Regions from separate parts of the Homo sapiens genome. Here region 2 is linked to region 1. Evidence: chromatin loops called from intact Hi-C (ENCODE). Cell type or tissue: gastrocnemius medialis. All regions are shown on one strand. Links, peaks and the distances in the headings refer to the core of each region. The heading gives the core; the rest is flanking DNA. Region 1 has its middle 84 kb from the start of FBXL4. Region 2 has its middle 29 kb from the start of FBXL4.

What was found. A loop is a pair of places that touch in the nucleus more often than their neighbours do. Peaks named below come from ENCODE experiments on the same cell type or tissue, not always from the same donor. Only the 100,000 strongest peaks of a DNase experiment are listed, where the experiment ranks them.
Region 2: it touches region 1 in a loop (2.6-fold over the local background); 1 of 110 quality-filtered maps calls a loop at or near these places.

Annotation. Positions count from the first base shown.
Region 1 is chr6:99,030,746-99,033,669 of GRCh38, forward strand. No RefSeq gene overlaps it. Among named protein-coding and RNA genes, the nearest start is that of FBXL4, 84 kb to the left of the region's middle. In gastrocnemius medialis, for the core only: no CTCF peak of the experiment used is centred there; no DNase peak of the experiment used is centred there; H3K4me3 peaks cover 488 bases; H3K27ac peaks cover 2,137 bases.
Region 2 is chr6:98,975,419-98,978,342 of GRCh38, forward strand. No RefSeq gene overlaps it. Among named protein-coding and RNA genes, the nearest start is that of FBXL4, 29 kb to the left of the region's middle. In gastrocnemius medialis, for the core only: no CTCF peak of the experiment used is centred there; a DNase peak (open chromatin) is centred at 1,473; H3K27ac peaks cover 327 bases.

The DNA.
Region 1 (2,924 bases), core at 337-2,836:
TTTTTTTCTTGATCAACTGCTTTAACTATATTCTATCAATTCCTAGACCTACTTTTTAAAAAAAACAATTGAACATCTCTGAAATGTGTTTCTTAAAATTTATATGTTCATTAAGTCACAGCATTTATTCTTTCTTAATTTGAATGAAGCATGGTATTTCCAAGGTTATTTACCTAATCTAAACCTCCATGTATCCTCAGACTTCCTTTCTTATAAATATCCCCAAAACTATTTTGGGACTCATATACCTATGATGTGAAGCAGAAATCTTTCTCGTAGCTGTGCTCAAAGCTAGCCAGCCTGCTGCTTTTCCCAGCATACAGGCTCTTCTCTATACAATCTATACTCTTTGCTCCTCACCTGGGGCCTTGGGCAGTGACAGACCCCTGCTGTGGCCTGACCTTATCTCATTCCAGCCCAAAGATGAGCAATTCTCACTATGTCATCTACCATTGATTACCACCACCCCAAATCCCACCCTCCCAGGCCTACCTTATTTTCAATATTTTTATTGATCTTTCCAAGGACATTTGATAACTGGAAATAAAGTAAAAAATGTAAGAACTAAAAAGAAACTGACAGAGAAGCTGTGAATGGGACACCCTTATAAAGGAGTCCTCAAATAAAGAATATGTCTTAAAATATCCAAGCCCTGGCACCACCTTGTATATCAATCATAATTTCTGGGATCTTCCTTGGCATTGCCGAGACTTTCTGGAGGATGGTTTAATGCCCCAAAATTAGATTAGGGTTGGCCTTGTGCCTCTACAATAAAATAAGCAAAAATTCCTCTTTTTATTCTCTAAATTGGAGGATGCAAACTGACACCGCCTAGGCTTTATATAGCTGCTTCCATGTTTATCTGGTTATTTTAGCTGTTCACATGGTATTTGAAAAGGCAAATTAGGCACTTGTTACTCCTGATTGTAGCATGAGCTGCTTAAGCAGCACCTCTAGTAAAAACATGGAAGTCGCGTGTAGAGGAGGTGGCTGGGAGAAAAGAGGCTGATATGTTGATAAACTAATAGGACATTTAACTTGGGAGGTAAGAAGTGAAACTAAAATGGGAAACCAATAACAGAACAGGGTGGACTGTCCATGGGAAGTCTCTGGCAGGGTGTTGGTACCAGGAAGTGCAGCAGGAGTTTAGGAGGCTGGAGACCCAGGCTCAAAAGACTTTCACTAGTGTGAGGTTAGAGCCACAGGGGACTATGAGGCTGCAGAGGCAGAGGGTGCAGAGAGAAAAGATGAGCACCAAGTCTAAAACCTGGGCGGACAGCCACACGTAGGAGATCTGAGGCAGAAAATAAATTCATGGAAGAAACAGGTATAACTGAGGGATAGAAATAGCAGGATATCACGTCACGAAACCTGAGGCAAGAGACACTCAGAAAAGGAGTGGTAAATGTTATCAAATGACAGAGAGGTCAAGGAGAGGAGCAGAAAAAAAAAAGAAAAGTGGAATATGACATTTGGAAGGTAACTCAAGAGGACACTGTCAGTAGCATGGGAGGGCAGAAGCCAGATTTTACAGGGTTAGGAAGTGAGTGTCTACAGAAGGAGACAGAGCCTGAAACTTCTTTCAGCAAGCCAAATGTGCTAGAAAAACTGCAGAGAACACAAGCCATGTTTGTAACTTTCTGTAATCACTAACCAGTAATATCATTTGTTGCATACTTGGTAAAAGGTACACTTATTTTGTCTCAGTACATTCTAGGAACCTTCTAGCTACATGTTTCAAAATTACCCCTTCTGTCAACATATTAATCAATCCACTGTTTGTGCAGCAAACATTCTTTATGGTCAGGATCAGGGCTTGGAAATTGACGCTTTTCTAAGGTCAGTGGCAACACTCTAGTTCTGGCTTCCTTCTTGCCACTCAGCAGCTGCCCTTCTAGAATTTACTGAAAACAATTCCCCTGCCAGAAACATTTGCCAGTGCTATATTTATTGATTTCAGAAAGCTGTGACAAACAACCACGATGCAGTGTGTAGTAAATTGTCAGAGTACAGTGTGTCACCTAAAGCTCTGAATTGACTTAGGTCAACACTGTCAAATCACCAGAAAACAATGGTTTTTGGGCACACCAAATCTGCCTTTAAGTTGCTCTTTTGGAGGGTCATCAAACTTCAAGCTTAATTTCATGTTAATTGTTCTCCAATCAACCAATTTTTTGCATGTGCACTGTGTAATGCCATGTTAAAATAAGCATGGGGACATTTGGCTAATATTATGACCCTTTTGAAGCCAGAAATTTACTTCACTATAAGGGCTTTTACACATCAGATTAGCAACCTCCTCTCTGCTAGCCATGTTATGTTTTATCTGCTATGTGTTTGCCCATTTAAAAATACTAATCAAGTTGAAAACCATGTTCACATAAAGACCTGCACATGGATGTTTATAGCAACTTTATTCATAATTGCTGAAACCTGAAAGCAACCAAGATATTTTTCAGCAGGTGAATGGGTAAACTATAGTACATCCAGACAATGGGGTATTATTCAGTGCTAAAATGAAATGAGCTATCAAGCCATGAAAACACCTAAAGGAAACTTAAATGCATGTTATTAAATGAAAGAAGCCAATATGAAAAGACTGCATACTGTATGATTCTAACTATATGACGTTCTGTAAAAGATAAAACTACGGAAAGAGTAAAAAGATGAGTAGTTGCCAGAGGTTGGGAGAGAGAAGAATTAATAGCCAGAGCACAGATGATTTTTACGGCAGTGAAGTTATTTTGTATGATACCATATTGGTGTATCCATGTCATTACATATTTGTCCAAACTCATAGAGTGTTGATACGGTTTGGATGTTTGTCCCCTCCAAATCTCATGTTGGAATGTAATCCCCAATATTGGAGGTAGGGTGTGGTAGGAGGTAATTGGGTCATGGGGACAGATCCCTTGTGAACATCT
Region 2 (2,924 bases), core at 211-2,710, 55 kb before region 1:
AAGCCAACAGCAAACCCAAATTACCTCACATCCATTAAATATAGTCCAAATAAACATATTTTTAGCCATTCAGAGCCTACCTACTTATATACTCCATGAAACTGCACCCAACATCTGCTCGCCATAGATAAGACAAAGCCTGTAGCTATAAAAGATGCCAAAACTCTGTTGCCTTTCAGAGTTCTCTGACCTAGAAACACCCCACCTTGTTGCTGAGCAACATCACTTAGACCTGGAAGCCCCCTCTCTGATTTTGCCCTCTCCCTTGTGAGTTTCCCTGCCCTATACCCTTTTTTAGGTGGTGGCCTCTTGCTGCTGTTACTGGAAGGTAGCTCGCTAGAAGGGACTTCCCCTCTCATGCAGCCCTATCAAGGCACTACCCAGTAACTTTATTTTGTGTTGCTACTTCCCATGATCCCATCTCTTTCTTGTTCAACCCCCAAATCTCTGAACTTACCAGAGCCAGCTGAGTCCAGACTTTCTTAATTCATTTGTGCCATCCTGTGCAGAAGAAATATGTTCTCAAAACCTTGTTAATGAAATAAATTTCATTGTACATTAATATTAATATACTTCTTCTGCTCATCCAAGTTCTGAACTGACTGAGAGATAAAAGAGTCAACAGGATAACGATCAAATTTCCGATGGAACTACTGAAGACCATGGCATTCCTGTGGGCTTCCTAATGCTGCACCCAGAATTAGGCAGATTTACACTCAGTGTCAGGAGGAGCTGAAGATCCAACCTTCCCCCTCCAGGGGCAGATCAGAGCTCATGCTTTCTCCAGGCAGATGTACCCCAAAGTGATAGTCAGAGAAAAGGATAGTCTTTTCCCAAGTGCACCAGGCCCAGAAACCACTGAGTGATGGGGACAACATAGGCTGAGGGTTTCCTAATGGATGGCCCCCCATGCACATGGAAGGAAGCAGGAGCATTAGGAATAAGTGTCATCCCCTAACAATTATATTCTCTTTTGTGATTACAACTTATCATAAAAATAGAAATGTTTCTATGGACAAAGTTCAAATCCAAGATGATATGATTTTACTTAAGAACCACCAAACTTTTATAATCATATATTTAAAGGAGGGATGCTATTATTCCTTCTGATAAAATGCATATTTAAATACTCAAATTATATCAGTGAAGGCTACTAAATGTATTTTCATGTTTTGAATAATAATACACTAGCCAAAAAATACATCAGCTTAACTGAATGCAACACAATGGCCTGAAAAACCTTTCGTTTCCATGAAAATTTCATATTGTATTCTATGCTAGGAAACCAAACCACAGTTTTAGGTTTGTTTAGAACCTTTTCCAGTGATTGTAGTTACTTCTGGCTTTTGAAAATGAACAGTTCCATCGCAGTTCAAAGAATGAAGAGGCACCAAACTCCAGCAGTGGTGACAGCCTAAAATATAGCAACAAAGGAGAGGAGAGCATGTGTGGGAACACATCGCCCTAAGTGTCTCCCAGGCAAGTTGTCATATGATGTTTATCAAGTGACAACCTCGATTACAAATTCTGTAAGCTCACATATCTGCCTGGCATGCTTCTGTATTATGAGGTATACTTGTAAATATCAACCAGGCTGAAATGAAGCATATAAAACTTAAGTCACAGGAAACAAGAAGGGAAAAGTTTTGAGCATATGAGAACAAGGGGTTATGTAAGGGTGCTGTGGCTTTAACTGTAAGCCCTGAAACCCTGAGCGTGTTGTGACACTGTTGTGACATTTAAGAAGAGTTACACCAGACAATTTAGATTTCACTGTGACATATGCTGTATAAATTCTTTAATGTTTAGCTTATCTTGCACTAAACAGCAGAAGAATACTTAGTAAGTGCAAGTAGGTCAACATCACTTTAATTTGCATTATCAGTTCAGAAGAACATTTTACACTATATGTGTTGTGATAAAACACTGTGTCATTTCTGTCACCCAATGCAGAGTATTTTTAGGTCTTTGCACATTATGTGTAGAGATATTTGGTATTGCCTTTAATGTAACTTGCCATCTGTGTTCTAGTTTCTAAGCATTGGCAGAAGCGAGCTAAAAGCATTGGCCAAACTTCAAGGGGTTAAGATTTTTGCTAACAAATATGGACTATTTGATATGAAAACCATCACTGTTTGATATGTCAAATAAAACATTTGTCAATCAAAAGTCTTTAAGCACTGGGCTATGTGACATTTACTCTTTTATAAACCAACAAAGTCCCTGGTGGCATGCCTTTTTTCCTCTCATTTAAATAGTAGTAGGAGAACAAATCATACTTCAGGGCAAGTTGATAACTGCCAGTCACGATTCCTGCCTTGTTTACTATAATGAGGAGGGTAATAAATGCATCTGACCATTTCAGCTGGCATTTGCATAGATGAATGATTTGTCCAGTCAGTCACTCTCCAGTGATTTGGGTCTTTTTGTCAGCACAAAGAGCATTCAATCTCTCTGGAATTTACAGCAGCCAAGCTCTCATTAGCAAACATCCTTTACCATGAATGATTCAAATAATTACCACTGAAATAATAAACTGTTTCACAAAAACATTTTATTTGATGGCTCCAAACATCAACTTTTCTGAATTGTTGACATTCAAATAAGCCAGAGAGCTTCATTGTTAAGGAACAATGGCACTCTTGTTAAAGGGTGGGCATTGTTTTACCTCCAATAGACCTTTAAACTTGGCTGGCTATCAAATGCGTCCCTCAAACTGCCAGCCAACATTGTGGGTAATCAGAGGGCATGTACCAGATGGAGCAGTTAAAACTTTACATATTCAAACTCCAGGAAATATTCTTTAGATTTTCTTTTGAGGTTGTAAACCTAGAACTCCAGATTAATTAGCAGCTGCTACTTTGTATCTTTTTTGCACCTATTGGAGCCAAATAATATTAAATGTCCTCACTTATACTGAGCTA